3 separate regions of the Homo sapiens genome follow, and all the other regions are linked to region 2. A link is a contact called in ENCODE Hi-C or POLR2A ChIA-PET data. All regions are on one chromosome and are shown on one strand. Each heading gives the region's core, a stretch centred on a gene start or an enhancer-like site at or near the end of the contact. The rest is flanking DNA. Distances are from core to core; before and after follow the strand shown.

Region 1 (3,683 bases), core at 864-3,363, 770 kb before region 2:
CCTAGTGAAAAGGGGGCTGGGAGAAGGGCTGCTTTTTCATTGCTGCCGTCCACTTCATTTCTTTGCTTATTTTTCTGTGTTTCAGTCTGAGGAGCTAATGGCAAGAATGGCGATTTGACTGCACCGTGTCTACTCTCTGGTGTGCTGTCTTGTTCACTTCCCATGGCCACTTTTACACCATTCTCTGATTTAGTCTCATAATTGCAGGTGGCATTGGTCTGAGTTTCCTCAAAGATCTCCTCTATACTCTCATCCTCTGTGACTGGCTGTTCTGGGTCCATTTCAGAATCTACATCTGCATCGTCCACACAAGTAAAATTCTCAAAGTGCAGAAAGCCATTCTTGATAGTCTTTGTTACTTTTACCTGGAGTTCAGGGGAGTTATTACAAGAGGGTTCCTGTTTCATAGCAAGTGCTGTAGGACCACCAGGACTCAAGGAAGTGCAAACAATTGGCGTCTGAGCTCTTGAATCACTTTTTTCAGGGTCTTGAAAGGATTCTGATCCATCAGCAGACCCATTTAAATACTCTACATTGATCATGGAGGCCAAATCCTGTAGTCTCCGCAGTGGAATGTAACAAGATGGAGAATCTTGTCCATAAGCATTTTGGGATGTTCCACTGACAGTCGATAACTGCATAGTACACCCATTAAGTGGCTCAGAAAAATTGGATTGACCATTACCGAAAGGGCTGTCCTTGTCTTCAGGGGCATCTAAATTCACTGGATTGGAAAAGGGCAGCAGACAATTTCTTCTGGGTAGTTCACAGGTCTGATCCATCCTGGGCCGGCATCAACCTGGAATCCAAAAGCACAGCAATTAATCTGAGTTAATAGGCCATCTGACTCGACTCTTTAAAATGGCAGCCACTTCAAGGCCTAGTGGCCTCTATGCCTTTCTGCTGCACTTCCATGGGCAGAAAAAGTTCCCCCGACTGGAGATGAAAAAATGGCCTCGATGAGCCTCTGAAAACTCCATTTTCCCGAAGCTGGGCCGATCCTGCTACATAGAAACAGCCCGTCTCTTTTTCCTCCTCTGTAGACTGGTGGACACTTGGGATGAACTAAAATTAAAACCCCTCTGCCCGTCAAAATTCCCAATTCTCAAACAGGACTAGTCCTCCCCCTCCCTCGCCAGGGGTCGAGCAGCTGGATCTCTCAAAAGCAAAAGGCTGCGGGGTCCGAGGGGGGCTCCTGGACCCTGCACAAAAAGGTACCCCCCCCTTCCTGGCTCGCTAGGGCGCAGCGGTCACAATAGCGCTGCACCCTGCGCCCAGCCAGCGCCGGAGCCTTTGCAGCGGCGGTGCGCAGGCCGCAGGCGAGCCGGCCGAGGCGGCTGCACCCCAGAGCTCGCCTTCCTGAATGCAGGCCTGCTGGATCCGCAGCTGCAGGGCGAAGAGGCCTGGACCCGGCAGAGGGAGAAACCGAGGCGGCCAGCGAAGCCCAGTCAGGGTAGCAGCAGCTGCTACAGCTCGAAAAACATGGCTGCTGCCGACGCCGCCGCCGCCTGCCCGGGCCGCGCTCCTTCCCGCAGCCGCGGCAGCACCTCCCAGCCGAGCCGATCGCTCTCATCAATATTCAGCAGCAAGCAAAGTTTGCTGCGGGAGGGCAGCCGGCCCCGCGCCCCGCAGCCTGCTACCTGAGGGGAGGCGGAGGCCGAGGTGTTCGCAGGCGGCCGGCGGGGCACGGGCCGCGCCGGGAGGAAGTTCGCGGCAGCCCGGCCAGCTAGGCCTGAGCCCGGCTGGTAGTGATGGAGGAGGGGGAGGGGGAGGAGGCCGGCGGCTGCAGCGCCGCCGGCCACCAACCCCGCATCGCGCCTGGCCCTCCCCCGAGCCCCTCACCTTACGGCCACCACCATCTTCCCCGCCCGGCCACCCTCCTCCCTCCCTTCTCCTCGCGCCTGCCCGCCGCCCACCCCAGCGCACTAGTTACCGTGCCCCGCGCCCCCTCCCGGGCCAGCTGGGGGGAGGGGGTGACCCTCATTACACTGGGGTGCGAGCGGAGCGGTGGGGAGAGAGCGGGGCCGCTCGCCGCACCCCCCTCCCCCCGCGTCTCTCTTCAGGGGAGAAGGCAGCGAGCGCGACCTGCCCCGGCCTATTCCGCCGCCGCCTCCTCCTCCTCACACCCCCACCGCGCGCGCCCCCGCGGCCGCGCGTGCGACCGAGCGCCTCGCGCCGGCCCGCGTGCGGCTGGGCCCCGAGTGCGCGCGCACCCCTTCCCCCACCGAGCGCGCGCGTTCCCTTCTCTCACTCTTCGGGGTTCAGGGCGGGTGAAGTCGGGCTTGTGAGAGCGCCGCCCAATCAGCGGAGCTGCCGCTGCCGCCCCCTCCCCTCCCCCTGCGCGCCCGCTCGCGGCCGGGGCCTACGGGCCGGCCCGGCTGCCCGGGCGGGGCCTGAGGCGGGCTCCCCAGGGGCCTCGCGCGCCTCCTTGGAGTGTCGGGGCCTGCGGGCGTCGTGGGTGGCATTCCGATCCCCTCACCTACCTCGGGGCACGGCGCTGGCCTCGGGCCGCACACGGCTCCCGCACCCTACGCGTCTCGAACCCCAACCCAGGCGGCACCTGGCGCGGCTGAGGCCTGTCCGATCGTCCCGCCAGCCCTGCTCGGGCCCGCGTCAGTCCCGGCCTCCATCTTAGGTTACAGCCCAGGCTCCCCATCCACTGGGCACCTGCCCTCAGCCCGCTGGGTTCGGCCCGAGGCCAAGGCAACCCCCCTCCTGCCGCAGGGCTCACCTGGGGGCTTGGGCTGGGGTCTTCGAGGCCTCAGGCCCCGAGCAGACGCGGCCGCAGGCGAACCCCCTACCCGGCCGCACCCCAAACCCACACCACCACCACCACCACCACCACAGACCAAGCTGAGCAGGAAACAAAATGGAGGCAGCAGCTCGGGTCTGCCTCCCTGAGCCAAGCCTGTGCAGCCCCAGGGCTCCCTCCTGTCTCAGGCTCGACGCCCGCGAGGCAGAGGCTGGATCGTCCCGGGTGCCGCGGGCAGCCGCCCTACAGCAGCGCAGACGGGCCGGGGACTCGGCCCTGCGGTGCCCACAGCCCCTCACCCACCACCCCTTCCCTTCCCCCTCCCCCCATCCCTCTCCCTCCCCTTGCCGGGCCGTGCGGGGTGAGCGGCTCTGGGGAGCCGGGTCGGGTTACCCGCCCCGGCACTGCTCGCCCGGCCGTGGCCTCCGCGGGGGAACGAAGCCAGGCGACCCCAGCGCTGAGCCCACCCCCGGCACCGAGCCGGGCTGCAGCCTGACAGCGCGTCCGCACCTCGGCCTGCAGCCGTGCGGCCCCCGCCCAGGGAGGCCGAGTCCCCAGCCCGGGCCCAGCCGGGACGAAGCTCCCTCACCACCCCCGAGCCCAGGGGTCCTCGCAGCCTCGGGCGGGGCGAGGGGAACGCCGGGGGAGGGGGTCCTCTAGTCCCTGCACCGCCTCCCGCGCCTAGTCAAGGTCTGGGCCTGGCACGGGGGCTCGGGCAGCGGGCGCCGGCCGGCGTGGGTATGTGCGTGCGCGCCGGGCTGGGGGCCGGGACGGGACGGGCCGCGCCTCGCACCGCGGACGCTGCAGTTCTCGGCACCCAGGCAGATGGCCCTCTCGTGCCACCGCCGCCCAGAGCGGGCCGCCTGCTCCGCAGCCCGGTTCCCCGGGGAGTGCGCGCCTCGCCCCTGAGGGCCGGGCATCTGGACCCCAG
Region 2 (4,145 bases), core at 1,356-3,855:
CACGTGCCTGTAATCCCACCTACTCAGGAGGCTAAGGCAGGAGAATCGCTTGAACCCAGGAGGAGGAGGTTGCAGTGTGCTGAGATTGCGCCACTGCCCTCCAGCCTGGGTGACAGAGCAAGAATCCGTCTCAAAAAAAAAAAAAAAGAAAAAAAAATTAGCTCCTCCTCAAAAATACACCCACTTAGAGGGGAAAACCCACAAAATTGCTAAGATTAAAAGTTTGGCTGGTGCGGTGGCTCACGCCTGTGATCCCAGCACTTTGGGAGGCCGAGGCAGCCGGCCGGATCACGAGGTCAGGAGATCGAGACCATCCTGGCTAACACGGTGAAACCCCATCTCTACTGAAAATCCAAAAAATTAGCCGGGCGTGGAGCCGGGCGTGGTGGCAGGCGCCTGTAGTCCCAGCTACTTGGTAGACTGAGGCAGGAGAATCGCTTGAAACTGGGAGGCAGAGGTTACTGTGAGCCGAGATTGCGCCACTGCATTCCAGCCTGGGCAACAGAGCGAGACCTTGTCTCAAAAAAAAAAAAAAAAAAAATGTTTACAGTCTATTATTTGTGGAAAAGAAATAGGTGCTCTCACATAGGTGCTATGCACCAAGACCATGACAGCTTCAGACATTGGTACCACAAATATCAGGGATAAAGTTTTTTTTTTTTTTGAGATGGAGTCTCACTCTGTAGCCCAGGCTGGAGTGCAGTAGTGTGATCTCAGGCCTCCCAAAGTGCTGGGATTACAGGCATGAGCCACCACACCCAGCCAGAAATAAATTTTTCAAAAGAATCAATGCCGGAAGAAATAAGATGTAGCTAAAACATCACTATCTGGGAGGAGAGGAGCATATATATGTAGTCAAAGGGAAAGGGGGACAAATCAGAAGGAATAGGGGCTGGGACCCAGAGCCAGGGGTACAGAGGAATCGCGAACTAAAAGGAGGTGAAGAGTTGAGACAATATAAAGGGAAAGAGGTAGCCCTGCTGGGCCCTGAGAGCCACAGGCGGTCTCTCAACCCATGTACCCTACAGCCAGCCGTACATGGCGTCACCCCTCTGGAGAGCCAAAAGAACCCGACTGCTGTACTCAGGTCGTTTCTCCTGTTCTTCCTCCTCGTGCTACACACGTGGAAGCCTTGGCAGTCACTGGGGGTACCTAGGACAAGGCAGACTGCAGCCTCCGTCTCCCAGGTTCAAGAGATTCTCCTGCCTCAGTCTCCAGAATAGCTGGGATTACAGGCACCTGTCACTACGCCTGGCTGATTTTTGTATTTTAGTAGAGACGGGGTTTCGCCGTGTTGGCCAGGATGGTCTCGAACGCCTCAGCCTCTGAAAGTGTTGGGATTACAGGCCTGAACCACCGTGCCCAGCCAGAAAAAGTTGTTTTAATCAAATAGTAACTTCCAGGAAAGTCTTAAGTTTTCATGTATTTGTGGCTAAGAAATAAATGAGATGATCCCACCTTATGATCTACATAAGGGTGCAAAGTGCTATTTCTTCCTTTTCTGACTGAGAGGTGATATACATCCCTTCCTGTGGTGGATAAAGAGCAAGGTGCCAGCTTTGCTTCCACAGAGGTTAAAAAATATGGCATATTTTAAAAGCTCCAAATTAACAAAGGAACACCTTTAACACACACACGCACGCACACATATACACACAATTATACTGCAATGTAATTGTGCTGTTGATAAGCTAATTATAGAATTCATCAAAGACTTTAATTCTTAGTGCACTCAAGCACCCTGGTCTGGAAACAGCGCTTAAGTTTCAAGTCGCATGAGCAAGGCCTCTCAGTTCTGCCAGTACGGCTGGAAGCCTCAAATGCTGAAATCTAAATGTGACATTCACCCTGCACCACCAATCATAGCTCTCCTGAGATGAGTTTTGATGGCGAGCTTTGGACTGGGGTAGAAACGTGGATAGATTTTTGCAAATTCTGCTGTAACTTCGTTGCTTCGCCTTCTTTGTGAACCCTTCAGGGATAAGAGAAGTCTTCCTTCAGGATGTGACTGACACCTCAGCTGGCGCCTCTAAGCCTCACTCTCCTTTATGTAAAAGAGAAATGATATTAGGATCGCCTTCCCTAGGGGAGGCAGGTGAGGTCGGTTCCCTTTTTTGGTTCAGCTACTAGTACGAACCCTGCCTAACCCCGCTGTTTTGGGAGACAGTCCGTGCTCACTGCACCGCTTGCTAATCGAAGTGACTTCTCATCTCTCCCAGTCTCAGCTTCACCTCCGTGAAGTGGGAAAAACAGGATGACAAGTGCTCGCACTTGGCAGCCCTTTTTGAGCCTTGAGGGCTTGGGTTTGTGGGTGTCATTTTACTATGCTACCTCCGTCTTCCCTTAGCTTGTCACGGACCCAGGCACAGCACACGCGCTGAGGAAGTGGTGGTGAAGTGTGGCGTTTCCTCTCGGGGCTGGCGGATTCCACACTCGGAGCTGCGGCTCCACAACTCGCTGGGCGGCGAAGGGCATGGGGAGGGGGCGGGTCTCGCGATCGTGGACAACAACTCCCAGCATGCCCTGTGCTCCGCTGGGCCAAGTCTCGCGCGAGATCCCGCGGTCTCCGGAGGCTTTATCTGCAGTGCTGCCTGCCCGCTGGGTGGTACTGCTACCTAGTGGGTCTTGGGGACCTTCGAAATCGCCGCCGCTCTCACAATGGCTTGGGTCCAGACTGCGCCACAGCCTCTCGGGAGACGTGGGCCCTCGGAACCTTTTTAGTGCCGGACTCCGGGCCGCAGGCAGTCCCGCGGCAGCAGGATCACAGGTGAACAGATGGCGGGCCTGGGCCCTCCCTTGGGGCTGCGTTCTCTGGCGATCAGGAGGGGCGCTTCCGGCGAGGCCCGATCTCGGGGCCCCTCCAAGCCACTCCCCTCTCCCCGCACCTCTTAACCCTTCATCCCGGCTTCGAGCTCGGCTGGGTCGCCTCTTGCCTCCCTGGCTCCGCTCTCTGGGGTCTCCGTAATGGGGCTTCTCTCCGGGAATGCCCTGCAGCTCCCGTACGGGCTTCCCCTCCGCTTCGTGGGACCAGCCCAGCCCGAGCCCCCGCGGCTTGTCCTCAACCTCATCTCCCCACACCCCGCCTTCGGCTAGGGTCCTGGCCCTAATCTTAGCCTGGAGGGGTGGGTGAAGCAGCCGGCCTTTCGTATCCTGGCGGCACCGTCTTGTATATTGTGAAGGAGAGGCAGAGGGACGGTGAGCTGGGGGGTGGGGGCACAGGGAAAGGGAAAGGGGAAGGGGACGTGTCTGGGGCGGGAATGCTCCCTGGACTGGGAGGATGGCTGAATTCGGCCTTTGCGATGCTCGTTAGTGAAGAACTATCAATAACTTGTTTGCTCTGTCTGAGTCCTATCGGGATAGAGGGACGGTGTAGCAAGCTGAAAAACAAGAGTAACTTTCTCAGGCCCTCGTTTTAACTCCCCTGTAAACTGGGCATGAAACTACCTACCTTGCGCACGGACCACTTATCTGTGACCGTGGACAAATTTACTTAACTCCTCTGATTTTTAGTTTCCTTCTCTTTATTATTATTTTTAACATTTTTTTAATTTTTTTAATTTTTATTTTTGAGACCGAGTCTCACTCCGTCGCCCAGGCTGGAGTACAGTGGCTCGATCTCGGCTCACTGCAACCTCCGCCTCCCGGGTTCAAGCTATTCTCCTGCCTCAGCCTCCCGAGTAGCTGGGATTACAGGCGCCCGCCACCATGCCCGGCTAATTTTTGTATTTTTAGTAGAGATGGGGTTTCACCATGTTGGCCAGGCTAGTCTCGAACTCCTGACCTCAAGTGATCTGCCCGCCTGGGTCTCGCAAAATGCTGGGATTACAGGCGTGAGCCACCGCACCCGGCCAGTTTCCTTCTCTTTAAATTTGGGATAGCCTTTCTGTAAGAGATAGCTTAAAAAAAAAACTGGGGTCGGGCGCGGTGGCTCACGCTTGTAATCCTAGCACTTTGGGAGGCCGAGGTGGGCGGATCGCAAGGTCAGGAGATCAAGACCATCCTGGCTAGTGCGGTGAAACCCCATCTCTACTAAAAATACAAAAAATTAGCCAGGCGTGGTGGCAGACGCCTGTAGTCCCAGCTACTTGGGAGGCTAAGGCAGGAGAATGGCGTGAACCCGGGAGGTGGAGCTTGCAGTGAGCCAA
Region 3 (3,855 bases), core at 60-2,559, 990 kb before region 2:
ACTCCTGAGCTCAGGTAATCTGCTCGCCTCTGCCTCCCAAAGTGCTAGGATTACAGGCCTCAGCCACTGAGCTCAGCCGGAAGTCTGGATTTCTGATGTGAATGTACATATTCCGACTTTGTGTGTGTGTGTGTGTGTGTGTGTGTGTGTGTGTGTGTGTGTGACAGAGTCTCGCTCTGTCGCCCAGGCTGGAGTGCAGTGACGCGATTTCGGCTCACTGCAAGCTCTGCCTCCTGGGTTCAAGCCATTCTCCTGGCTCAGCCTCCCGAGTAGCTGGGACTACAGACACCTGCCACCACGCCCGGCTAATTTTTTGTATTTTTTAGTAGAGACGGGGTTTCACCGTGCTAGCCAGGATGGTCTCGATCTCCCGATCTCGTGATCCGCCGGCCTCAGCCTCCCAAAGTGCTGGGATTACAGGCGTGAGCCACCACGCCCAGCCTCTATATTCTGACTTTAAAATACTGGTAGTTAAGCCATTTATTAGAATATTGGCAGGTAAAACAGAGCTCTATTCAGCTGCAGGCCACCAGTTTTCGACCTCTGATTCACAGCTTTCCTGGGCCTTCCATGGACGTTACTTGCTGTACCAGGCACTGCGCTCTTTTGCATAGGGATGAGTTCCAGTCATCACTGGGGTCCCAGGCCAGGATCTGTGTCTGTTCCTCTTGCTTCAACCCGACTAGGCCTGAGGAGTTGAGGGTAGTGGAGGCCCTCAAATAATTGGGAATTCTGAGTCTCCAAAGGCGCGAAGCTGGGGCGCCTGACGGCAGGCACGGCTTAAAGGCTTGCCCAGGGCCACCCGGGGAGGACAAGGGTTGGAATGCAGGACTCCGCCTTCAATTCAGAGCTCCTTTCTCCAGGACTAGAAAAGGTTATTCCAGAGACGGGACTTGCGGCCAGAAGCCCAAGACGTCCTAGTCTTCGCGAATCCGCCCCATTAGAGCGACCGACAAAAACTACAAATTCCAGCATGCCCCGAGTCGCGGACGGCCCTCGCGCTCCCGCCGGCTCCAACCATCCCTCTGCTCCTCATTGGCTCGCAAGCCTAACGTGCTGTTCCGTGACTGGTTACAGCTCTTGTCGCTCGAAAGAACCCATTGCTGGGGCTGGCCGGCGTGTGCCTTGGAGCCTCTAAGGAGATGAAACTGCACTCAACCAGGATGAGAGGCTGCCCGGCCAATGCAGCTGCCGCCCCGTCTGCTGCGGAGGCTTTGCTTTTTGACTCCCTGGCGACAGTAAAGTTGAAGAGCTTCCGGCCGGAGGCCAATAGATGGGACCCCCGGAAGGCGGAAGTTCTAGGGCGGAAGTGGCCGAGAGGAGAGGAGAATGGCGGCGGAAGGCTGGATTTGGCGTTGGGGCTGGGGCCGGCGGTGCCTGGGAAGGCCTGGGCTTCTCGGCCCCGGCCCTGGCCCCACTACACCTCTCTTTCTTCTTTTGTTGTTGGGGTCTGTGACTGCGGATATAACTGACGGCAACAGTGAACATCTCAAGCGGGAGCATTCGCTCATTAAGCCCTACCAAGGTGAAGCCCTTGGGGCGGGAATGAGTGAAGAGTGAGGGCGAGGCTGAACAGGGCTAGGGGAAGGCGTGCCCTTTCTCCTGAGCAGAGCATCTCTGTGGGTTTCCTGCCTCTGGTGAGGCCAGTCCTGGCGTGGCCTCTTAGCACCTGTCTCTTCCCACAGGGGTCGGTTCCAGCTCTATGCCCCTCTGGGACTTCCAGGGCAGCACTATGCTCACGAGCCAGTACGTACGTCTGACCCCTGACGAGCGCAGCAAAGAGGGCTCTATCTGGAACCACCAGGTGAGTGGTTCTCAAGAGGATAGGCGTACTGTGCGGTTGGCTGCTAGTCCCTGCCTCCCGAGCAGCTGAGACCCCAGCTTCGTTTATAGGTTTGCACCTCCGTCCCTGGCCTTTTCCTCATCTCGGTCACACCCACCAATAATAAGAGGCGATGGGTATTGGGTACTTACTATGTGTCAGGAGCTGCGCTTGACACTTTACATCCTCCTCACTTTAAAAGCCATGCGAGATGAGTAATGTTATCTCCATTTTACCCACTGAGAAGCTAAGACTCAGGTTTGAAAGGGCCTTACCCAAAGTTACATAGCCAGAAAGTAGTGGAACTGTCAGGCTGTCTGCCTTGAACCCCCTCAGTAATGGGAAGAACCGAGCGAACTGGATCTTTATTGGGTGTTTTGCTGTGTATTAGGCACTGACCTTGCCATGCCTTATTGCATTTAATTTTCAAACAAGCTGTTTGAAATAGATGGCTTTCATGACTATACAAAGATAACCCAGCTAGCAAATGTCATAAACAGTATTTAAACTCTGATTTGTCTGATCTCTAAGCCCAGCAGTTCACTCGATGTACTTGACTCTTTTCACCTGGACAGTGGAGGAACCCCTTAGAACCCTTTTTGCAATGCTTGGTTGAGGGTCTTGTCATCAGTAGTGTGGAGGGACTGGACCTGTGGGCAGTTCTAGTGTCTGTGACCTTTGCCTCAGAGTATGTAGTATGTAGTATGTGAGCAGTGGCCAATGACAGCTGCTACACAGAATCCACACTGAGGCAGTCAAGGTGAGGAAAAAGGGGAAAGAAGAATAATTTGGGGCTGGGTTACAGCTTGGAGCGGGACCTGCTCCTGCCCCAGCTTGCCTAATCTCAGCCCTTCCCATGGCTTAAGCTGTTGGCCAGTGTTCTAGTTTTCTCCATCACCCTGCTCTCTGATCCCTGCTGGTTGACTTTCTTGTTTAGTTCTGGGAACCCACACTGTCCTTGTGTTGCCTGGTCTGCCCGTCCCCTCTGCTCCTCCTCTCCTTCCTGCCCCGAGCCTCCACACTGCTGTTAGTGGCATCTGCGGATACTTTCTTCAGCTTTCAGTCTGATCCTCAGAGCGTGGAGTCCCCTGTGAAGGGGTAAGCATGCATTATGTCTGCACAATCTGGCCCCTTGTGCATCTCCAGTCATTCTCTGTGTTAATTTTGTTCCAGCCCCCCCTGGCTGCCTTCTTGCCTCAGGACCTTTGCACCTGTTGTTCCCTCTGTCTGGGACACTGCCTCCTGGCTCCTCATGCCTGCTTGGTTCCTTCTCATCTGTTAAGTCTCAATTCAAGTGCCACCCACGCAGACATTTCTTCATTAACCACCCTATCTCCCCCGAGTCACATTCTGTCACATTCTGTCTTAGGGCTTTCAGATATTTTAAAGAAATGATAATTCAGCCTTATATTTTTCATGGAAATGAGTTCAGTATAGCATTATTATTATTTTTTGAAAGCAAGGTGCAAACAGTGCTGGAACTGTAGAAATCAGGAGTAGCCACAAGTAATAGACGCATCTAAGACAGTGGCTTACATTTTGGTTGTAGATAGCTGATGGTTGGCATCATCAGTGGCTCGAGGATGTCACAGGACTGAGAGGCTTCTGCACTTGCCTTCATCGAATTTTCAGTCTGGAGTACAATTGTTTTGCCTTCCTTCCTCCACCTTTCTATTTGGCTCTGCTGATATTCCTGAAACATTTGGAGTGCTTCCTGTAAACTCTGGAAAGAAATGGCTTGGAAATCAGAATTTTCTGTTCAGTGTTTCCCAAGAACTGCCTCTTCCTTTAATGAGCTGGAGAGATGCTTCCTAAACTTTTCCCTTTTTTATCTCCTTCATTCACTCCATCCGGGAGAGGCATGCACTCAGGCGAACATTCCCTGAACACCTGCTGTCTTCTGAGCAGCCATAAAATAGCTCCTGCTGTGGTGCAGGGGGGGTGGTCTAGATGAAGGAGTGGCTCAGAGTTGACTAGAACTCTTAAGTGCCTGGTGGCTGCAGCATAGGACCTGGGGAGGCTGCTCAGGCCCT

What was found. Hi-C counts contacts between places; a loop is a spot of excess contacts on that map. ChIA-PET counts read pairs that join two places held with the same protein, here RNA polymerase II (POLR2A). Pooled maps may share reads with other maps.
Region 1: a loop to region 2 is called in a pooled map, with 6 times the contacts of the local background. The contact joins the promoter of NSD1 here to the promoter of KIAA1191 in region 2. A Hi-C loop is called at or near these places in 3 of 50 pooled maps. POLR2A ChIA-PET finds 5 or more read pairs at or near these places in 4 of 52 experiments (CD4-positive, alpha-beta T cell, IMR-90, activated B cell and 1 more).
Region 3: a loop to region 2 is called in a pooled map, with 12 times the contacts of the local background. The contact joins the promoter of LMAN2 here to the promoter of KIAA1191 in region 2. A Hi-C loop is called at or near these places in 7 of 50 pooled maps.

What each region holds. Positions count from the first base shown.
Region 1 is chr5:177,132,203-177,135,885 of GRCh38, reverse strand. It overlaps NSD1 (nuclear receptor binding SET domain protein 1), which reads right to left and starts at 2,113. Exons shown (of 23, transcript NM_022455.5): 1 at 1,934-2,113; 2 at 1-799. The coding sequence starts at 782. RefSeq lists enhancers at 911-1,464, 1,465-2,016, 2,017-2,570, 2,784-3,078, 2,571-3,122 and silencers at 1,478-1,777, 1,838-1,997, 2,078-2,747.
Region 2 is chr5:176,360,224-176,364,368 of GRCh38, reverse strand. KIAA1191 reads left to right here and starts at 2,605. Exons shown (of 9, transcript NM_020444.5): 1 at 2,605-2,767. RefSeq lists an enhancer at 2,530-2,849.
Region 3 is chr5:177,349,122-177,352,976 of GRCh38, reverse strand. LMAN2 (lectin, mannose binding 2) reads left to right here and starts at 1,309. Exons shown (of 8, transcript NM_006816.3): 1 at 1,309-1,525; 2 at 1,686-1,804. The coding sequence starts at 1,330. RefSeq lists enhancers at 1,119-1,168, 1,179-1,368 and a silencer at 1,010-1,224.